Regions from separate parts of the Mus musculus genome. Here region 2 is linked to region 1. A link is a loop called in an ENCODE intact Hi-C map of the cell type or tissue named here. Cell type or tissue: left cerebral cortex. All regions are shown on one strand. Each heading gives the region's core, and the rest is flanking DNA. Links, peaks and the distances in the headings are about the cores only. Region 1 has its middle 38 kb from the start of Lsm8. Region 2 has its middle 48 kb from the start of Gm23648.

The links. Hi-C counts contacts between places; a loop is a spot of excess contacts. Peaks named below come from ENCODE experiments on the same cell type or tissue, not always from the same donor. Only the 100,000 strongest peaks of a DNase experiment are listed, where the experiment ranks them.
Region 2: a loop joins it to region 1, with 3 times the contacts of the local background. A loop is called at or near these places in 2 of 42 quality-filtered maps.

What each region holds. Positions count from the first base shown.
Region 1 is chr6:18,805,026-18,817,002 of GRCm38, reverse strand. No RefSeq gene overlaps it. Among named protein-coding and RNA genes, the nearest start is that of Lsm8, 38 kb to the left of the region's middle. In left cerebral cortex, for the core only: no CTCF peak of the experiment used is centred there; no DNase peak of the experiment used is centred there.
Region 2 is chr6:18,673,771-18,685,747 of GRCm38, reverse strand. No RefSeq gene overlaps it. Among named protein-coding and RNA genes, the nearest start is that of Gm23648, 48 kb to the left of the region's middle. In left cerebral cortex, for the core only: no CTCF peak of the experiment used is centred there; DNase peaks (open chromatin) are centred at 4,538, 4,823, 5,126 and 5,413; H3K27ac peaks cover 1,437 bases.

The DNA of each region.
Region 1 (11,977 bases), core at 3,322-5,821:
CGTGTTTTTTTTTTTTCTTTTTAAGTTTTACTCCTTTTGCTTCATCCTGCTTCAGCTCTTTGAAGTAAAACCTCTCAAAAGAATTCCCTGTACTAATTGTCTTACTTTCTCCACTACCTTTTCAATGGATTTGGCATTTTATAGCCACTGTTCCACAGATCACTCTTACTAAGACCATCAGATCATCGATGCAATCTGTTTTTAATCCAGTAGTAAGCTTTCAAGTCTCACTAGTGGACTATCAGTGGCATTTGACGTAGTCAATGACATTTTTTTCTCTAAAATTTTCCACGTGGATGCCACACTTTTCCCTTCCCCTCCTCTCCCTCCCCCTTGGCTGCTCCTTCTTAACCTCATTTGCTTTGCCCTCCAAAACTGTCCTTTCTATTTATATTGTCCCTGAGTGATATATCCAATTTCATAATTTTAAACACCATATGTTTATGTCTACTAAGTTTATATGTTCAGCTTGATTCCAGAGTAGTGGAAAAATACTCCTCATTGTCTTGAGCTAAATATTTATAGCTATCTCAAAATTAATATGTGTAACAGATAATGAATTTCTTCAGATTTCCTTACCTCTACTAATTGATGTGCCACTCTTATGGTTGACCATGCCCAAATTGTGTAATAATGCTTAAGACTTGTGTCAGAGAAACATCCTGCTTGGAGCACTACTCTTCTCAGAACTGGATTTGGTCTGCAAAAAGAGGGCCATGTATTGAGACTGAGGTATGATTGAAGATCTGTTGGGGACAGAGGTTGGCAAGCCAGCTTCAAAACTCACATAGGTGAAGCTCTCTCAAAAGTATCTTGAATTGATAGAACTGCTCCTAGAACACATTAGTAGCGATGGAAATAAGGCTTATATAGACCTGCTGTAAGATCAAAGGGTAGCATTTATAATTAGATGGCACTGGTACACAAGATTCTGAGTAGTGCTGCATGTGGGCTCAGCTATGGTACATCCCAACTTCCTCCGAAGACTAGAGCTGACACTCAGGGCCTTCTTGGCAAAGTTGAGTATGACTGACAACACTCCATTGAGCCACTGGGATTGCTCCCTGGTTTTACCCTTGATGGTCGGAGACTTTATGTGGTCTTCTCTTGGGTGAAAGCTGGCAAGCTTTGATGTTGCATAGACAGATGAGTATTCCAGCTATTTCCCACACAAGTTGATATAATTCTCACGCTTGAGCAAAGAGAGGCAGGGGCTAAGACAAAGCTCCTTTCATAAACTGTTGTGGAGTAAAGTCTGTCATGCTAGCTGCAATGACTCAACTGAGTGAGGCTCTGTCTGTGCCCTGTCACAAGCAATGCAAACAGGAAACACAGCTGAAAGAGCTAGAGATGCATTACCAAGGAACTCTCAGGTCCTCTGCTGAGATCCACCTTCTAGAAAGACACATCTGCCTACTGAACCACCCTTAAGTAGTACCAGCATGTTTCCTGGGCCCTTTGCTATATAGTTTTGGTTGTAGGACTCAATGTCAAATGTAATTAGACTCCTGTTTTAGGGAAACAAAGTCTCCAGAGGTGAACTACAGTTGAACCATTCCATCAGTGAGTTTGCTACCTGGATATGACTAAGCTCTCAAAATAGACTTCTTCAATCTTGATCCCCACTAGAGTTTCAACTTTTTTTGGTATCTGTAATGAAGAGACTGATCTGTGGATAGATGTAATACTATTGTTGGGACAAGATAGAATTTACTATTCTGCCTCTTTACCGATCCCCCTGCCCCTTTCTGTTTCTCTCCTCTCATTCTCTCTCTTTAAAAATACATTTCACACATCCTCTTCAGTTAATCTTATTGTTTGGCTCTGCTTTGAATCCTATACCAAATCTGGCTAATCTGTCTATTTTCATTACTATTTTATTAGCTTTATGAAGTAAGTTCTTTTCTGCTGGCCTGGAATTTTGCCACCATCTCTTGGCTGACTTTCCTATATCTTTCTCTCTTTCATTTAGTCCATTTTTAAACATGGAAGCCAGAATAACTAGGCAGATCACATTAAGGCTCTGCTCAAACTCTCCAATCTCTTTATTCTTAATCAGAATAAACGTCCTATAATCAAAAGATCTTATACGACCTAGAACTCCTTCAAATCTCATACCTCATCAGTAACTACTGTGCTGGCTAGTTTTATTTCAACTTGACTCAAACTGATGCCACCAGAGAGAAGGAAACCTCAATTGAGAAATCTTATGCCTGCATATGATCTGGCTGTAGGCTACCCTGTAGGGCAATGGTTCTCAACCATCCTAATGCTGTGACCCTTTAATACAGTTCCTCATGTTGTGGTAGCCACTAACCATAAAATTATTACATTGCTATTTTGCTATGGTTAAGAGTCAGAATATAAATATCTAGTACACAGTCCCTGCGGATGTCATGACGGGTTGAGAACCATACTGCTGTGGGTCATTTTCTTAATTAGATATTGATTTGGAAGGTCCCAGTTATTGTGGCTGGGGCCACTATTGGGCTACAGGTCCTGGTTTCTATAAGAAAGCAGGATGAGTAAGGCATAGGAAGCAAGCCAGTAAGCAGCACTCCTCCATGGTCTCTGCATCAGCTCCTGGGTCCAAGTTCCTGCCTTGCTTGGGTTCCTGGCCTCACTGCTAAATAAGCCCATTCCTCCACAAGTTAGTTTTGGTCATTGTTTTTCATCATGGGGATAGGAACCCTAACTAGTACAAATTCCTACCCAAAGTGGCTATTGCTCTGACATAACCCTGTTGCTTTGGGGAGGATTGAAAAAGGACTTTGTAACTTTGAAAGGCCATTGAGTGTTCAAAGCTCGATGAGCTTTTCTGTGGGAGATTGGATGGTAATGTTGAGAACAATTCAGATGATGGATGCCTGGCTTGTGAAGTTCCAGAGGGAGATCTGAGACTCAAAGGTTCTATTTGCTATTTTGGGTTGAGAATTGTGGTTCTGGTCAGCTGGGGCTGAAGAATCAAGTGTGATTAACAAGAAACCAGAGCCAATAAACTGAAACCTTTGTTTTCCTGATATACTCGATGCTATTCTGCTGCAGCTGAGGGATTAGTGGTGACTAGGAAGAGACCAGCATCGCTGAGCTCAAATCTCAGCAGTGTTTCCTCAGAATCAACACATAGTAGCTGTGTTCTAGAAGCAGTGAAGGTAACTCAAAGGACAGCTGAATGTGTTAGTGAGAGTCACCAAGTGGCACTGGTTTTGAAAGCAGGAAGGGCTCCTGACAAGCAGCAAAGGCTGCTTGATAGTGCAAGGGTCCAGGGAAGGTCATTGGTGATGGGGTAATCTCAGTAGCAGTTGAAGCCCCATGATCGAAATGGTCATGGACAGAATTTGAGGCTTGGAAGGCAGCCCGGTTGCTCAAAGACCTGAGGGTTTGCAAGTATCATAAATGACTACCAAGAACAGCAGTGGAGTGGAGCCTGCTGTTGCTGCTGGATCCTGGAAGACAAGCTGTGTGGGCTTCAGGAGACAGAGCCGGAGAAGTGACCCAAGTCTTTTGGAGGAGCCCCCAAAATTGTGAGTGAATCCGAGGTATTTGACATTGGGCTTTTTATACCATTGGAGTTTGGTTTTGCTTTGTTCAGATTGTGACTGTGTCCTGGTTTTTGCCTCCTAGAAAGTATTTAACTTTATTTTGACTTTTGTAGGATCCCCCAGCTGAAAAACCTTTGAACTTTCAAGAGAGATTTTCTATTTTTAAAGAGATTCAATATTTTAAAGATACTGAGCTTTTAAAATGTGTTTGAATTTGTAAAGACTGGGGCACTCTTAACTTTATTTATGTTTTATATTATGATATTAATAGCAATGTGCCAGCTTGCAGATAAACCAGAAAGGAAAGGTTCTCATTGAAAGGTGGTGTGTTTACGTGTAAAGTTTAAAATGGGTCAGTTGTGCTTGCTAGCTTTATGTCAACTTTACACAAGCTTGAGGCATTAGAAAGGAGGAAACCACAATTAACAAAATGCCTCCATAAGATTGGGCCGTAGGCAATTCTGTAGGGCATTTTCCTATTTCATTTATTTTTCTTAATTAGTGATTAAATTGGGAGGGCCCAGCCCACTGTGGGTGGAGTCACCTGGGGCCTATTGTCCTGAGTTCTATATGAAAGCAGACTGAGCAAACCATGTGAAGCAAATGAGTAATCAACACTGTGCTGTGGTCTCTGCATCATCTGCTCCTGCCTCCAGCATCCTGCCATACTCCACTTCCTGCCCCCACTGCTGTTGATGATGAACTGTGACAGGAACCATGACTAAAATAAAGTCTTTCACAAGTCACTTTTTTTTCTTTTTATTAGATATTTTCTTTATATACATTTCAAATGTTATCCTCTTTCCTAGTTTCCCCTCCAAAAACCTCTATTCTCTCCCCCTGCTCCCCAATCCACCCACTTCCTGGCCCTGACACTCCCCTATTCTGGGGCATAGAGCCTTCACAAGACCAAGGGCCTTTCCTACCATTGATGACCCAGGCCATCCTCTGCTACATATGCAGCTAGAGCCATGAGTCCCACTATGTGTTTTCTTTGATTGGTGCTTTAGTCCCAGGGAACTGTGGGGGTACTGGTTAGTTCATATTGTTGTTCCTCCTATGGGTCTTCAAATCTTTTTAGCTCCTTGGCTACTTTCTCTAGCTCCTTCACTGGGGACCCTGTGCTCCATCCAATGGATGGCTATGAGCATCCACTTCTGTATTTGTCAGGCACTGGCAGAGCTTCTCAGGAGACAGCTATAGCAGGCTCCTGTCAGCAAGCTTTTGTTGGCATCTGAAATAGTGTCTGGCTTTGGTGGTTGTGTGTCCTGGATTTCCTAGCTGTTTTGAGTTAGGATCATTTTGGATTTTGCATTTTCTTTGATTGTTATGTCAATGTTTTCTATGGAATCTTCTACACCTGAAATCTTCCATCTTTTGTATTCTGTTGGTGATGATTGCATCTATGGCTCCTGATATCTTTCTTAGGATTTCTATCTCTAGTGTTGTCTCCCTTTGTGATTTCTTTATTGTTCCTATTTCCATTTTTAGATCCTGAATGGATTTTTCAATTCCTTCATCTGTTTAGTTGTTTTTTTGTTTGTCTGTTTGGTTTTGTTTTTTGGTTTTTTGTTTGTTTGTTTGTTTGTTTGTTTTGTAATTCTTTAAGGGATTTTTGTGTTTCTTTTTTAAGGGCTTCTACCTGTTTAGCTGAGTTCTCCTGTATTTCTTTAGAGGAGTTATTAATGTCCTTCTTAAAATCCTCTACCAGCATCATGAGATATGATTTTAAATCTGAATCTTGTTTTTCCGGTGTGTTGGAGTATCCAGGACTTGCTGTAGTGGGAATACTGGGTTCTGATGTTGCCAAGTAGTCTTGGTTTCTGTTGGTAAGATTTTTGCATTTGCCTTTTGCTACCTGGTAATCTCTGGTGTTAGATGTTCTTGTCTCTGGCTGGAGTTTGTTCCTCCTGTGAGTCTGTAAGCCTGTGTCAGCACTCCTGGGAGACCAGCTCTCTCCTGGCAAGACCAGTGAGTGCACAGAGGGCCACAAAACAGCCCCACCTCTTGGGTATAGATGTAGGCCCTAGGACCATGTCCCAGCTGCTCTGCCGCTTCTGCAGCCTGTGAGCTCCTGAATGTACTAGCCTTAGAGAGTCACTGGAAAGAAAATGGTGACCTCACCTGAGTCCCAGGGTCAGACACTTCCTATAAGCAAGCTCTCCTCTGGCAGGGAAGATGCACCAAGGGCTGAGGGGACCCTGTCCCATCTGCTCTGTTGCTTCTGTGGCCTGTATGCTCCTGAGTGGAGCCGCATAGTCAACTACAGTCCTTTGCTCACCTCAGCTCCACCCATGATGGTGTCAACTCTGAATACTTTAGAAATTTTTCCTGTAAGATGTCTAACCATACTGTTCTCTCCACTTTGCCTGTCTGTATCTTTCCTGTGGTCTTTTCCATATTTTCCTCAAATAGCATCTTTTCAATGATGTCATCTTTACCCACTCAATCTAAAGCATGGAATTTTATACATTATAGCTCCCACACCCCACAAAAGCCCTTTACACCCTGGCAGCCACCCCTAGAGGTGAATCCAAAACTCTCCATTATTTTCTTCAGGAATGTTTCTTCAGTGTTCTTATCTTTCACTAATTTCTGTCTCCTTGTTTGTCTAGAATGCAGCTACCAGGTGAGCCTTAGATTCTCATAACCATAGGATCTACACGATGACTGAAAGTTTGACATTAAATTGCCATCTTGCAGTTTCAGTAGAAGAGTGTACTTACAGTTAGAGGATTGGATACATGCCTCTGTGTACAAATTTCATGGGAGTTAAGTCTTTTGTTATTTGGAAAACAGGCTGAAGGGCATGAGTCATTCTGTGTGGACTATTCTTGCAATGAAGGCCATCAATCTTTCAATAGATAGAGGAGATTGAGAATGCAATATTTTTCTTTAAGATAGCTAAAATCGAGCTTTGGCAGAACATTATTCTCTTATGAAAGTAGATAGTTGTATTTGTGTGTGTGTGTTTGGGCTTTAAATATACTTGATAATCTGAGGTCTGACATCTGACACCTACCCTGCAAATATTTCCATTGTTCAACTGGTAGAACAAGTTCCTATGCAAATTTTTTGGAGGACTTTCAGTTGATGTGCAGTCAGGCTTGGTTTCATATCTGAAATCACTTAAATGTATTTGAAGAACTATATCAAAATATTTAGTCCCTTTCACAATTTATACGTCTTTTTTTTTCCCCAAAAAGTGAATAATAGTTCCCTGGAGTAAATCACAAAGGCTGAAATGTGGTAGAATTGGAACCAAAGGCAATGGGAAGCTCGACAATACAGATAGGTTCACAGCTACAGGAGTCTGCTCTGCTGCTCTTTCCCACAAGGTACTTTAGGAAAATATCTACAAGAGACCAAAGTTCCCCACTAAATATTCTGCACTAGTTCTAGCATGCAGATAGATATAAGCCCAGAAGTTTGCTGTGTAGCTCAGCAACAACTTAGTTAGCTGGTAAACAAGTTAAAGCACTTAGAACCAGATACTCTGCTCAGAAAAATATCCCCAAAGTCAATATTGTGGAAAAGTTCCCTTTTACACATGTGCATCATATAACCCAGAGTTGTTCTAGTTTGTTGCACACTTCCCAAGAAGATGTCCTACTTTCATATGTTCACCTAGCTAGCAAATTGAGATAACTTGTTGTCTTGGCTTGTTGTTTATAAGCAAGTAGAAGTTCTGGGACAGCCTCCAAGAATAAGTATTACCACACTCAAGATGCTGATAAAGACACTTGGCTTGGATGCCTTACAGAGTCTGCAGTTGCCATTGGCTTATCAAACAATATTTGTCTTCTCTATTTGTGCCTTTGCCCAACTCACTTGAAAGTGGCATCTAAGCATTAAGATTCAACTCATGAAGAAGATAGGGATAATTGTATTAATCACGTCTGCAAGATTTTATTCTCCAGGAATCTTTTAAAAATAAATTTAAAGTTCTAGATAACTGTTATAGTTGAAAAAAGTACAGAATACCCGAGATATAGTTCACAGAACACAAAAAAGTCAACAACATGAAGCACCCAAGTGAGGACACCTTAGTCCCACTTGGGGGAGAGAAGAAAGCAATCACAAGTGAAGTGGGGAGGGAGGGAGAGAGGGAAGGAGGGAGAGGGAGGGAGGGAGAGGGAGGGAGGGAAGGGAACTAGATGGGAAGGGAGAGTGTGGGGGGGGGAGGGAAGGGGAACCTGATCTGGTATTGGGTAAGGGAAAAGTACTGAAGCCCTGAGGGCCAGCAGAAAGAATGGAAACAGGCAACCTCAGGAGATAGGAGGTTGGAGGAACCCTCCATAATGCACCAGAGACCTGGTCCATGAGAGACTCTCAGGAATCAAAGGGAGGGACCTTAGATGAAATGCCTGCCGGTAGGGAGAGGGAACTTATAGAGCCCACCTCCAGCAGGAAAACAGTATATCAATTGAGGTATGTATGGGGTTGCCATCCCACAGACACATCTCTGACTCATAATTGTTCCTGACTGAAAGAATTAAAGGGATGGAAATGGAGAGAAGCCTGAGGAAAAGAAGGTCCAGCAACAGGCCCAGAGTGGGATCCAGATCAAGGGGAGGTCCCAAGGTCTGACACTATTACTGAGGCTATGGAGCACTTACAAAAAGGGACCTGTCATGACTACCCTCCAAAAGACCCAACAAGAAGCTGAGTCATTTGCAGATATTTGCACTCAACCAATTGACAGAAGCAGCTGACCAATGTTGTTGAATTAGGTAAGGGTGAAAGAAGCTGAGGAAAAGGATGACCCTGTAGAAGAACTAGCAATCTCAGTTAATCTGGATCCTTGGGATCTCTCAAACCCCGGACCACCAAACAGACAGCATACACCAGCGGATATGAGGCCCCCAACACACATATAGCCAAGGACTTCCAGGTCTGTGTTCATTCAGAGATGATGCACCTAACCCTCAAGAGACTGGAGACCCCAGGGAGTCAGGTGGTATGGGGGGTGGGGGGCATCCACATAAAGACAGGGAGTGGGGAGGAGGTATGGGATATGGAGCAGTCGAAGGGTGGATGTGGGAGGAATGGAATATGGAGTGTAAAAAACAAATTAATTAAAAATAAAGAAAAATATCTTTCATTCATCTTGTTGGCTTCATATTTTAGAAAGGAGAATAATGTATTTAGTATGCTGTAAATTTCCTAGAAGTTCTGGGATGACGTGTAAAGCTCCAAAGGACTCCTTCACATTCAAATTTGTCTAGATCGATCTGAGAATGTTTCTTTGACATGAAGTCAAATCACATTAGCTTGTTCTTTCTTCCTCCTTTGACTACTAACCCTCACCACCCTGCTATTTCACCATGTCTTCTCCCGGTTGTGCTACTTTAGTGACAATGACTTTAGTGAAATCATGCAATGTGTCCTAAGCTGCAAGCACCTTCCTCATACTGTGTTGAAGATAAAATGTGTTTAACTTAATATATACTCATAGAAGAGAATGTAGCAAATGTAAGCACTATCACAGCATCCATGATGGTTAGGTTGACAATTGCTATGTAGGGTTCTACACGAGCATCCTTTACTAGAGGTTTGAATTGAATTTTGCCTCAGTCATATCCCACATCTGCAAGTCTAAGGGGCAACTTCATTTCTCACTTCTCTTTAAGATTCAGAATCAGAAGAGACAACAGCCCAGGATAGTGCTGAGACAACATGGATAGGAATCAAAGCTCTTGGACTCCACTTCAAGGTGAACACTTGAAACAGTGTAGCCTGCATTGGCCAAGAGCTATTCAAGGATCCCCTTTAAACTGTCCAAGTGATAGTTTTACATTTAAAACATTAAAGACAAGAACAAGTGAGATGGCTCAGTGGGTAAAAGTGTTTGATCCCAAGTCTGATATCCTGTGTTCCATCCCTGGAAAACCAGTGGTAGAAGAAGAAAATCAACTTCTACAAGCTACGCTCTAATTTTTACACACACACACACACACACACACACACACACACACACACACTGAGAGAAAGAGAGAGAGGAACACACAATAAATTAATTTTAAAATGCAATGATTTTTTAAATTATGTACAAAAATGTATTTCTGCCACCACTGTATAAGCTGAGATTTTTTTCTTTCCTGAAGATGTATAATTCTTCTATTTTCTTCTTTGACTAAGAAAAATCTAAGTATGAACCACTTTGACACCTATGCCAGTCTAAAATCACTCCCTTATTTACTAATTTCATATGAAGCAAATCAAGAGATGGACTTAATATAAACAAAACATCATTAGAAAAGAGTGTTCACATTTGTTCTTCCATGCTGCCCTTAATATGAGTGGCAGTTGTTTATTTCTGTTTGTGTAGAACCAGAAGCAGCCTCCAGCATCTTCAATGAGGTCTAGCATTAATCCCCAGAATGTGAGGCAGCTGCCACACAAGTGAGTGCTGCACCAGGAGATCATGGTCAAAGTCAAACACACATGCAGAGTAAACCACATGTCCAGCATCTTGGCCTGGGTGCCCATTTTCTTATGTGTATTTTTAATTATCTGCCATGGCAACATCTAGCTGCCAAATTGATTAGTTTTGTCTGGGTGGTTTCTTCTGAGATACTAGTGTCTGTTCTTTTATTTGATAGCTTGTTTTTAGGGTATTAGCACATAGACCTTTGAGATATCCTCCATTACTCAGTTATTATTACATGCTGTGGTGATTTTACTGTGGACTTCTTCTGAACAGCATATTTTTTTGGTTATATAGTGAAAAACACAGACATATTTTACTTGATGAAAAATGCTACAGGATAAGAGAATAAATCAGGAAAATTGGACCTTGTTCTAAGTTTTTCCTGCTTTATCTTTGGGCCAAGCTAACTTCCATGTAGAAGCCAGAAGTAACAAATAATTTTAGTGATTGTTTGTTTTGCTTTTATTTTGTTACTTTACAAAGAAATAAAGGATAGTGAAAGGTCTAGGTGCAAAGTCACCTGAGAATTAGAATCGGTGATATCATATTAGGGATGTGAGCTTTGTGTTCCAGTCCGCAGAGATCAAATGTGGGTTTCTATGCTGATTAGCTCAGTGGCCCATGAAAATAAGCCTCACTTTCCAACCAGAAAAAAAGGAATGGTAATATGATGTCTGCCCATCTTCTAGACTTATGTTTCAAGTAATTTCAAGAGATCACCTATATATAGTTGGTTGAAAGATGGTCTTTACAAAGCTGTTGATGTCATAATCTCCAAACCTGTGAATATTTCTGTGTTTGTACAAACATCTTTGCAGATGAAACTAAAGAGATAGAAATATTATCCTCAATTACTTTGTAGGTCCTAAATCCATGACAATTCCTTTATAATTAAGGAAGATTAAACAAAAGAAAAATAATGTGGCCACAGGGGGGAAAATGTAGTCATAAGTGAAAGGAGTCCACAGTCACCCAAATTGGGTAGAGGCAAAGAAAAGGTTCTCCATCCTCTCTGTTGCAGACTCGGCAGATACCCCAACTTCACATTCCAGCATTCAAAAGCTTAAGAGAATATAGTTATGTGGTTTCAAAGCATTAAATTAACACAGTAAGTTATACTCAGAAAGCTAACCCACTAACAAGATCATATAAACTTGGTGGAATATAGCAGACATCTATATGTGTTACTATTACGACAAACAAAGAAATATAACCTGTTAATAGTGGATTTTCACTGTTCTGCCCAATCATATAGGTCACAACTCTGCATATTTGTAACTGGGTTGCTAAGAGTGGAGGATACATCCCTGGCACTTCTGGGAGTGGGTAGGGATGTTTGTGAAAAGTCTTCAATAGATTTCTCAGGAAAAGAAAATTGGATTGAAGTTTCTACACTTAAGCTAAGACAGGAACAACATGCCCAGACCATGAAGCTTCCATTTTAAACATAAACTCACAGATTTATCTAACAGAAGAATGTAGAAAGATAAAAATGCCACATGTGTGCAAATATTGTATAACTTAGCCAATTTCAAGGCTTATGTTGAAAGCTTCTGGAAGATTCTTTGAGAGAGAGAATGTACCACATTATGGTGACAATGGTCATGGATTCTTTTTTTGTGTTGACTGTTCTGGTCCTCACAATCATTTGACATTTACAACTTTAAAAATGTCTTAGTTTAAGTGACAAAATATATAATGGTATCACATTGTATTGACCTTGCCTGGTAGGAAAACATGAATAAAATAAAAGAGGTTAGAAATATAGCTCGGAGGTAGAACAGTTGAGTAACATGTAGAACACTTGCAAAAGATTTGAATTCAACTTTCATAACCATAGGGTGGATAGGAGAAGGTGTGATCTTGTTCTGGGAAAATTATTGATCTATCTACAGGTAGAAGAATAGAATTAAATCTCAGTCTCATTGTATTAAAATCAATGCAAAAATAGGTTAATATCCTGTATTATGTATAGCCTGTATATAAGCAGACTCAGAATTTT
Region 2 (11,977 bases), core at 4,106-6,605, 130 kb after region 1:
AGGAACTGAAGCACACAATTGAGATACTCACAATAGGTTGGTCTTTCCAGATCAATTAATGAAATGCCCACAGGCATGCTAGGAGCCTGTCTCTTATTTAATTCTAGATTCGGTCAAGATGACAATGCAAACCTCCATACTATCCAAATAATTTAGAAATATAAGAATAAAACAACAATAACAATGGATCCCTGCAACATATATGCTTCAAGTTAATAAAGTAACCTTTTCATCAGAGGAGATAAATACATAGACACCTATATGAGAAAATTCTCAGAAGAATCTTGCTCTTCCTAGTGCTTATCTTACTTTTGCATTTCCCCTTTATCAGAGCAATAGTGCCTTAGTAAAAAATAATTCAATTATTAGGGTCTTTGTCCACGATTCACTCCAAATACATTGTGATGTACCTCACACCAATGCTCAGGATAGATGTTTTATTTATAAACAGACTCATCTGCCTTAAGAAGGGTAATGTTGAATAATAAGCAACTCCCTGAAAAACAGGCTAGCATGAGCACCAGCATGTGAGAGAAAGTTTATTTAGGGTTGTATCCCTGAATACATGCTGACACAAAGATAAATCCACTCGTCCCTTTTAGTACCTGGAGCCAGGGTAGCTTTTGAGAAGGAAAAAAGTCTTCTAAATTTTGTTCCTGTAAATTAGCTTATGGAAATAAAACTTAGCATTTATCTAAAAGTAAAACCTTTAGTGTTCCCATTTCCATCACCACTAACTGTTAGTACCCATGGGAGTTTACACATTGAAACGACATCTGCCCAAAGTTCTCTCCCTTGTGTTCCTCCATGTATATGTATCTATGTCTGTTCTTCCTTTCACAATATGTGAAAATGTTTTCGATATACTTGTATGACAGTATCTTCTACTGTGAGCCTGTCAATGGAGAAGCTGATAATGTTATAGCAATTACTAATATGGGTTCCATTTTTATAACTCTCATAATTTTCCAATTGTGTTGTATTCAAATCCACCTATATTTATTAAGACTTGTGGAATACATATACACACATTCTCTCTCTCTCTCTCTCTCTCTCTCTCTCTCTCTCTCTCTCTCACACACACACACACACACACACACATACACACACACACTCTCTCTCTCTCACATACACACATATAGACGGGGGGAGGGGGAGGGGAAGGGGGAAGGGGAGAGACAGACAGAGAGTGTGTCTAGGACTGATATAGCTCAGCATCCTGATAGCAGCTATTTGTAAACTTGCTTACAGAATTACTCTAATCGTCCAGCTCTAGAATGTGTTGTATGCTACTTAAGCCTGTGCAACCCAAGATCCAGGAAAACTACTTTCCTATAAGGTTGTGCTCTTAGCATTAAAAAATACTTTGTACAACATCTTTGTGGCTCCCACTCCAGTTAGGCAGCCACTCCCTCCAAGGCCCTGCTTCCCAGATACAAATCCAAACACCCTAGTGCTGGTCACAGTTTTTCCCTACTTTTTCCTCACATGCTTCAAGCATTTCTTTTTGTCCTATTTCTGAGTTTTCTTCCCAGATTATTTTCCCTTTAGACTTTCCAATATTTTAAAATTAACATCAACATCAAATTCCATTGGCTGTGTTACCCAACATGTGTCTGATTCCTTGCAACCATAATGTAGAAATTAGGCAGCTAATATCTGTATAAAACAGGAAAGATAAAAGCAAATGTAAATGGAGCATATACACCACTGATGACTGGAAGTTTATGCATGGATTTTTAATCACTAAGTCAAAAACACTAACAAAAGGGTCAATACATGTAGTAGTTTTGCTATCCTCTCATGAAGAGGACACCATTATCTGGCCATTTCAAATAATCCAAGTACAGCCTACATGCTAATTTAAATATCATCCATTTGCCAAGAAGTGCATGAAGATGCAGAATAACAGTTTTTCACCTGGAATTCACAATATCACTAGCCACTGCTCAGGAAAATCGTATGTAATTAAAATGCAAGCCCAATTAAAGTACCAGTGCCTGTTGTTTGTTTGTTTGGGTTTTTTTGGTTTTTTGAAACAGGGTTTCTCTGTGTAGCCCTGGCTGTCCTGGAACTCACTCTGCGATTGGCAACCATGATATGTGCAGAGATCAGAGGACAACTTGTGAACTTTGGGAGTTGGTTCTCTTCATTGACCACGTAAGATTCATGGATTGAATTTAACTCTGATACCATTAAGCTGTCTCACCAGTCCACAAGCTAGTGACTTCTAAAACTTTGTACGTGATTTCAGTGTGAAGGCAGAGTGGGAATCTCTATCTTAAACAGTTCTTCATTCTGCCGACGCACTGTTGGTGGTGACATCAGTTCTTGCTAATGAAAGGAGCAGATGTTTTTGTTCATCATTAACCTACCATTGTCAATAGGAGCAGTTCTTAGCTTGGGAGATGTTGAGAACATTTGGGAATAGGCTTCAAAGCCGTTGGTACTATCATAGCTGTGATGACCTGCCACAACCATCGATCCACTCTCCCTGACCTTTACAGCTTCCATGCATGGTAAGACTGCCTAGACAGAAGGTATAGTGACCTGCCAGCAGAGAAAGAGGAGCCATCAAGGTAGAATGCAAAGACTTCAGAACTATCTTTTTTTTCCTTTGATTAAAAGTAACTACTTACATTTATTGTTTTATATTTTAAAATTCCATTGTTGTAGATAACTATGGTATATTCCACTACTTCAAGTTACTCTAAATATTCTCCCACTCTTCTATTTTAATCCTAGGTATTATAGCCACCATCTTCCCAAACTCCTAAATAGAAAACTCAGCTTTCAACCTCAAAGCTTCCTTTACCTTTAGTGTCATGCATAATCACCATGTCTAATATAGCTGGCCATCAAGTCCTGTGTGCCCAAACTCCTAAATAAAACTTATACTGATAGCTTCATTTCTTCACTTAATGACTTGGCTAAGATCAGTGTTATTTTAGTCCTGGGTTTCTAGAGTCACTTACAAGTACTTGAAAAGACCAATTATACCATGCTGAATGAGGGACCCGGACATTACAGTCTCAGCATTTCCCTGGTGATGCTTACGTTGGACAGCTGTGTGAGAACCACTGGCCTACGCATGTGTTTTGCTTTCCTCATCTTAACCATTGAACTTCTTGTTGTTCCCTAGTCCTATCTCATGATCAGTTTATCCACTATGCTGCTGCAAGAGATCCTTCCACAGTGTAAATCTGATCGTTGCACATGTCAGCTTAACATTTGAAACAAATTCTTAATGCTTACAGAGCATTAGTCTCCAAACACCTAAGTCTGAGACGTAGAAAAGAAATACGCCCTTGAGACTAATCAGAGCTGAAACCAAACTCTGCCTCTATCCAGGGCAGGTAACTGAGGGAAGCCACGTGTAGCTGAGCTTCATTCCACCACCACCACCACCACCACCACCCCCCACCACCCCCCGCCCCGGCTGTAAACTTCCTCATGAAATAATAAATGTGACATTCTTGGCACGGCTCCAGGCACAGAGTGTTGAGTAATTAGAACGGATTGTGTTAATAACTCCTGTCTGCTACCAGTTTCTCCCACTCACTCCTGGTTCTCTTCCCTGCCCACTAAAATACAGCAATGCAGGGCTGTACCTACACCCACCTTCAAGCCATTTTGTGACTCCATTGCTATGAAAGGGTGGAGCCTTCAGCGCCTATCTCCCTTGGAGTTGTACTTAACATTAGGTCCAGATCTACGCATTGCTTCTGAGAAGGTGTTCCTATCCATTTCTCTACTTGGAAGCACCTATATTTATTGTGCATCTCCACATTTAACATAATAAAATTCTCCTCTTCTCCTCACTAGATTATGTGCCGGGTTTTTTTTTTTTTTTTTTTTTTTTTGGGGTTTTTTTTTTTTTTTTTTTTTTTTTGGTTTTTTTTTTGTTTGTTTGTTTTTTTGAGACAGGGTTTCTCTGTATTGTCCTGACTGTCCTGGAACTCACTCTGTAGACCAGGCTGGCCTCGAACTCAGAAATTCGCCTGCCTCTGCCTCCCAAGTGCTGGGATTAAAGGCGTGTACCACCATGCCCAGCTGAGCTGTTTTAATACATGTTTCCTTTATGAGAAGTGCTTACTATTTGTTTTATATACTATAATATCTGTTGCATGACTATATAGCTAAGAATCATCGGTAAATTAAAGAGAGTGGAAGGTAATTTGAGGAATGACAAGATCACACACCCTTGCACCTTTTAGAAAAATGTAGGGAACAGACACTTTTCTACAGAGGTTTTGGTTCTCGGAGTGAGAATATTGGCTTATAAAGACTGCAGTTGCTCTCTCTTATGTTAAAAGTTATATCATTTTGGAGCCAGAATTCTTGAAAACAATAAGGAATTTCATTTTAATGCTCATGTGTGCAAGATGTATGATAGTAGGTAAATTACTTAGCCTCTCAGAAGTTAAATGCCATCTTCCATGAAATGGGAAAACAGTAGGACCCAGTGTGTGGTACTGCTGTGGGGAATGAAAGTTATCATATGCATGAAGTATTTTAGGTGGTAAGTCCCCCTTCTGCCCAAGTTGCTATAATTGTCACTATCATAAAGAAAAATATATCAGTTTTTGTTCCAGTGTTTTTGTTGTTTCATGTGACAAAACATTGATTTCTCTTGACCAGGTGACTTAAGTAGGAAAAAAAAAAAGGTTTATGTGAATGCAAAGCTATCATGTAAGCATTTAATGTGCAGTTTCTATGTCAAGTGTCTGAAATAATTTAGATGTCTCAACTAAAATGACCTGAGTTTATACAAACACAGCTAAAATTAACACTTGTGGGTAGTTACAGCACTTCTCTGCCAGCTGATGCTTGGTTCTATTCTCTGCCTCTAAAAAGACATCTTGTCCCATCTCAGTAGTTACCATGGTAATCATGTATTTTTGTCAAGAGATAAAGTAGCAGTCTCTTCAATTGTTACTACTAATATTCCTAGGTTTTCCAGATGAGGAAAAACATGGTACTCTATTTCTCTGTATTACAGAAAATATTTGAAATGTCATGTCATCAACAATAAAAATATATTGGTACTATTGTTTGAGATTGGCAACTTGTGTCTAGTCCCTGTTGAGACCAAGTAAGCAAGGTTCTGAGATATAGATCACATGAGTCTAAGAAAGGTATGTAATTAGCACTCATTTTTTAGTGCTTACTTGATATGCTATATCCCCTAAACCTGAGCAGTATACAAAGCAGTTGCAGAACTTAAGCCATATATGGAGCCTCTAAGCACAGGCAAGCCAGCATTTATAAGAGGAAAATTCAGAACCTATGCCTTTTTCTAAGCATTTGCTTTATTTTTAATTATGTGTATTCCTGGATCATATACACACAGTATAGGTGCCCCCAGAGGCCAGACACATTGATTTCCTGGCACTGAGGTTTTAGAAAATTGTGAGCCACCCAATGTGGATTCTTGGAATCAAACCCAGGTCCATTGCAAGAACAAGGAATGTCCTTAACTGCTGAGCAAGAAACATACTTCTCCAACCCTTGGAATCCATGTCTTAAAACTTCTTCGCAGCTATGTACAGTGACTCACACCCATAAATAATTTGGGCCTTTGGGAGGCTACTGGGTCAGTAGGATTTCTGTAAGTTCGGTGGGCTACAGAGCCTTAATGCTTGAAAAATACCATCTTCAACAATACTGATGATCAGAAGGGTTTTTTTGTTTTATTTTAACTTCTGAAACACATTTATGATGTCATGGTTTTTGGGTAACTAAGACCTCTCATGATTTACACATCTATATGCTTCTTTCTTAATTTAGAAAGCATACACTGGCTACTTTGTACAGAATATCATGTTAAGAATAGGGACAAGATAAGAAATTAAAAGACCTGTATGTAAGACCCAAAGCAGAACCCCCAAGTGTCAGTGCTGATGAAAATGTCCTAAACATTACGACTTTGGACAAATAAACAGGATTATTGTTGGGTGAACAGAGGCCTAAAGTCAAGCTTCTGCTCACTAAGAGCCTACCTTAAACCACTTGCAATGTCCCTTAATCCTGCCCCAAAGGCACACTACCCCAGGCAAGAGCACTTACTTCCCTGACCTCTAAACAGCTTATATCAGATCAGAGACCCCCACCCTGATGATTATCATATAAAATCCACTTGATTATCTGCCATTTTGCTTATCTCTTCGCCCCTGCCCACAAACAGCCTTGGCAGTTCGCTTCCCAATAAACCTTTCCTTCTACCCACGAGGTGTTCCAGTTCAGTGGTTTCACTGTACTCTCATTTACAGTGTAATATTTAGAAACTACCAAACACAGTGATGCAAATTTATTATCCCAGCTACTCAGAAGGTTGATGCAGGAGGATAACATGTTCAAACCCAACCTGGAAAACATAACCAGAATTTTTAATCAAAAAGAGAAAAAAACAGATTTACTATTACTTAGTAGAAAAGAGAGATATAAATTGGAATAACATTTGGCCTATTAAAACTCCCATTCAATGTAGAGAAATGCTACTGTATTACTCTAAAATTCCAGACTGGTTGATTGGGGCTATGGGCTAGGTGGAGGCACTTTAATTCTCATCCCAGATGCTTCTTGATAAAAGAAAAAGTTGGAGGAAACGGATGCTTTTCCTAATACAAAGGATGTTTCTTCTTCCTTGCTTGAAGGGAGCAGTTTGAACATACTGCTGTTTACCCTTCTTGTATTTTTATTTGCTTCCATGATCTGTTTATTCTTACGTACAGAATGAGAAGTTTAGTTCTTTTGTTCTATGAACTTGAATATTAAAAACAAATTGGTATACTTGAACCAATAATGTCTCCAAATAGTATATTCCTCATAATAATAAAGAAAATATAAGCAATTATGCAGGGAAGGAATCTAGACACTTCAGCCTCATTTTATGAATGAGTCTTGGGGCTAGAAAGAGCAGAAAAGGTTGTTCAAATCATGCAGTTAACTTTTCAACAGAGTCAGGTTGGAAAACATATCTGCCTTTCTATATTCTTTCCAGTGTTTGTCATGCCACAGCATATATTTATCCACATTGAAGCATTTGCACACTTTGTGTAGCTAAGGAATGAGAAATGAAGAAATGGTTTACATTATAATCTATGAAGTTAGTTTTGATAGACTTAAGCAATATTTGCATCAGAGGTCTTACATTCAAATACTGCTCCTGATAAAAATATGGATTTTATATGAAGCCATCCAAAATTTTAATGCTTTCCTAAAAATGAAATGCTTAACAGTATACTGGAAGTAACAATTTGATTAATGGTTCAAGTACTGTTGTCTACAAGCTAGTAAACATCACCACTGTAATATTCAAATTTCATAGTAAATTCATATATTTCACCAACTGCCCAGAGTGTTGAACATAGAAGCCATTCCTGCTTTGGCCCAGAGATGTTGTATTAACCTGGTATAGACTTTATGGATTAAACTTACCTAAATGCATGGAGAAGAGCTCTAGAGATAACTTTACTTAGTCCTTTGTTAAGGAGTTGCTGTAAACCATTATCTTGCTTTGTTACATTTAATTCTGAGAATAATATATCATCTAATTACATAAAATTATTAAAGAATAACTACAAAACTTCCAAGGATCTTTACTTCCACATAAATGGTGTAATAACTACAAATACTAAAAATGTTTGACATGAGATGATGCATGAACTCAAGACTCAAAAAGCCAATCACTGGGCCTTATTTCTTCCCTATGACCACATAATACTCAGTCTCTGAACTGGCTGTAGAGACGTAATCTCCCCATGAAGTAATCCAGACAAAACTATATTCTACAATGGAAGCTGCATGAAGAAGAGGAGAAGAACCAGGAGGAAGGAGGTTAGGGAGGGAGGTGAAAAAGGGGAGGGACCAAGTAATGCATCTTGCATCTGATTGCTAGGGTGAAGGTTTCAGAAATAATACTGGAGCCTGGTTATTTGGCTGCCTAATTCCTGATTTCTTTCCTGTTACTATGTTACCAACATCCTTCTCCATCCTGTCTCACATTCACCCTCCAGTTGAAAAAGACTGTCCAAGGGAGAAAGAATCCCTAATGAAAGCTCCTTTGGTATTCCCACCTCTACTCTGGGAAGCTTTGAACAAGTATTTTCAGCAATAAAGGGAGCATATTTTCACAGTGGGGGGTGAAGATATTTCCCAAGCAGTGTGCTATGGCCATGATGTCCCAATACCTGGAAGAGCCAAGAAATGATATTTCTGGACTTTTGCCTTAGACTTGAATTGAATAACCAGCGGGGACCTGAGTGACCCACACCCTTGCCCCAGCAAATGAAATCTCTTACTCTGGGCTTGATTTCACTGTGTACTATTGTCAGGAATATGTGCAGCCACAAAACACAGGCACCAGTTGAGAAAGCTTACCCTAAGCATGGCAGCTTTCCATGCTTCTTAAAGGCTCTGTCGACCCGGGCAAGAGATGAAACAGAAAGGCAAGCCAGATCTGACTGTGTGTTTCTGGCACGGGTAGGAGTAATCTGACAAGCAAAGAAAATAGCCCAATTTTTTGTAATAAGCAAGAGTAGTATGGTGTTGGACCAGCTAATAGCCATAGTTTTTAATGTATCTGAAAATGAGTTGCCTGGCCCTGACAGGATATAGTTTATCAAAATCATGCCACAGAGCTTGAAACAGTCAGAGTGTGGTCAGTGAGGTGTTGTACAAAAAGGTCTTTGGTGGCCCATGTGAAGTGCTTGTGTGGCAAAGGTTCAGAAATGATACTCTCCACAATACATTCAAAGTGGCACATTTAGGAGAAGTTATCATGAAAAAACCTATCAATGGGCAAAAATGTTCACTATGCTTTTAACAGGTAATTTTGACCATTTTAAACATATACAGTAGGGGTCAGTGAAGTGTATCTCAGTGGGAAAGACACCTGATACCAAACCTGACCACTGAATTTGATCCTTAGAATCCAAAAGGATGCAAAGAAAGAATAAGCTTCCATCCATAAATTGTCCTCTGACCTCCAAATTGAACTGAGTCACTTGTGAGGCATCCCACCCACAATAATAAATAAATAAAATTAAAAACATTGGATAAAATTAACATGACTTGATGCTATAGTTTCTCAAGCCCTGGATCAAACAGAAAATACTCTGCATAATGGGTATGTAAGAATGGCAGGTTCTAATGTCATTAAAAAGGTTGTTTTCCCGCCACCAATTTAATCATTCTCCCTATAATCTGTCTGCCCTTAATTATTTTAGCATTTACTTTTTCCATAACTTCAAAAGAACTTAGGCCCCACTGGCATTGAATTCTCACAGAATTTGAGTTCCTTTAAATTAATGAGTTTTTCATCCTCTCTTCTGAGCAGCAAAGTCATCTGCCATGTGGTCCCCTCTCTTGCATTTACTCCAGGCACTCTGGTTTTTTTCCCCTCACCACTCAGTTATTATAATAATGACTAAGGTTATAAGAGTCCCATCAGCACCAGCACAACACTGGGCTAAACCCTTTTCATTGAGTATCTTACATAATGTGATAACATCCCCATTAGGTAGCTACTACTATTATTCCATTTTAGTGAATCTACTACCGGATTGCCCTTAATCATGACATGGAGACCACAGCCTATGCTCTTAGTCCTACCTGGGACACTTACCAATTTCCTAAGGGGACCACACATGAGAAATGTTTTTTGTTACTTAGTCATTACCTGTTTGTATGGGGGGTGGTATGCGTGTGGTATGTGGTATGTTTGTGGCATAAACATGTATGTGTGTGTATGTATGCGTGTGAGAGAGATAGAGACAGAGACAGAGACAGAGACAGAGACAGAGACAGAGACAGAGGGAGACAGAAGACAGACAGACAGACAGACGGGGAGAGGGAGAGGAAGAGGGAGAGAGGGAGGGAGGGAGAGAGAGAGAGAGAGAGAAAGAGAGAGAGAGGTGATATGTTTATATATGGTTCCCCAGCTGTGTACCAATATGTAGAAGTCAGAAGGTGTTTGGTATTTTCCTCTATTGCCCTCTGATGTGGTCCCTTAAGATGGGGGGGGTTTCACTGACATAAAGGTCACAGTTCAGGCTAGCCTGTCCTACTGTCCAGAGGCCCCTTAGAATCTGTCTTTTTCTATCCCACAACACTGGGATTATAGTTACACACAGCATCCCTATGCTTTCCATAGTTGTAGGAATTTCTCAAGCTCTGCTCTAATAGTGTGCATGCTTACCCATTGAGCTATATCTCTAGCCCTGTGAAATTATTTTAAAGTGATTTTCTCCAATATTCCTTCTTTCAAAACTGCATATTGTTTAAGACAGATCCTAGGAACTACCTCTGAGGGGCTAGAAAACACACACATGCACACACACACACACACACACACACACATACACAGAGGAACCGGAGAAAAGATATTCTTAGCTTACATCATCTGCAGCAGCTATATCCTAACATTGATTAAGATGAAACTCTGCACAAAGAAACTGAAATTACAAACATAATGAGTTACTTGACATATAAGTGGCAAGTTGTATTTTATTTTCATGAAGTCAAAATAAAGTAGTAGTTGATCAGTTCTTTAGACAAATATATACTTGGACAGGGAAAACATTTTCAACGTGTGCTTTGCCTTCAAATGCTCATCTTTGTTACCATTGCCAGCCCCACAGGAATGGTTCTGGAAGGAAAGGCTACCCCTCTCCCAGGCCCCACACAGCTGCTCAGTTTGTAAAATTTTATAATCAATGGTTGAAATCTCATAATTTGCTATAACAGAACAGATAAGCATGTTTAATTCTGTGCACAATTCAATTTAAATTAAAGTAGCCAGCAGGAGCGTCCACTTTGCAGAGTGATTTTCGCATGCATTATCTCATTTAATTGTCAGAACTTAATTAAGAGTAAATGATTGACAGAATACAGCTGAACCTGTATTTAAAGCAAAGATGCCCTGATATTTCAGTAGACTGAAATTATTGCAAAGGAAAAATGACAGCATTGATGTGAACCAAGAACAGACTTCGTGTCTTGATTGTGACTGGCTTCTGGCACTGTCAGCTTTCATTTGCCTTTCCTATCAGCATGGAAGCAGGGCAGTTGATATAAAATCGTCATCCTAACTAGTAAAAGCATTTTAGTTTGGAACTTTCAGTAATTAGCCATCTACTTATTTTATTTGTTATTTAGTGGTAAATAATAATGTATCCCAAAACAAGTTTGCCTTTCACTCCATTTCAAGTAATGCACTGGAAATACCTAGCTATTAGTTATAATATAATATTTACTGGGTTCCAAACGATTGCTATGCATTTTTGCTATGCATCTCTCCCACTCCGTACCATTTTTTCTTTCGTTGTTAATTTGTTTTGATTATGTTTGATGTAAAACAGACTTTGCCTTAGCTTCTAGATGAAGTTCCTTCTTCTGTTTCTATTTCCTTATTTGGACAACTTGTATTCAGATGCAAATACTGCAATAACAACAATAGCCATGTTTAAAAGAGAAGCAGTTTATTGCCATTAGCTGAAAACAAAGATGTAAAGGATAATAGGTAAAGTGAATTAATATGGTAGAGTCAGAACTACAATCTAATCCAACAGTCTAATCCACTAAGTTTCTTTTCTCCTAATGTGAAGAGTGCTAAACTCAGGGTCTTGTACACACTAAGTCAATTCTCCACCACTCACTGACAGTCCCAACTCCGTAATGAACTACATCATCCCACTTCTTTTATTGATAATAACCTAGTTCAAAGTTTGCAATCGTGTAAGTAGTTAAAGGTATTAGGAACTAAGGAGTACATCAGTCACTTTATGTTTTGTTGCTACAGAATAACAAAGTAGTAGTGCAAAATGTATTCATTCTTGTCCACATACTTAGAGGTTGGTTCGCACCTCACTGATTGGGACTCAGCTCAGCTGGACTTAGCAACAAGCTTCCAACTAGAGCTCAGACTCGGGTCTTTCAATCCATCTTTTTTGACCATGGGCAACTACCCAGGTTG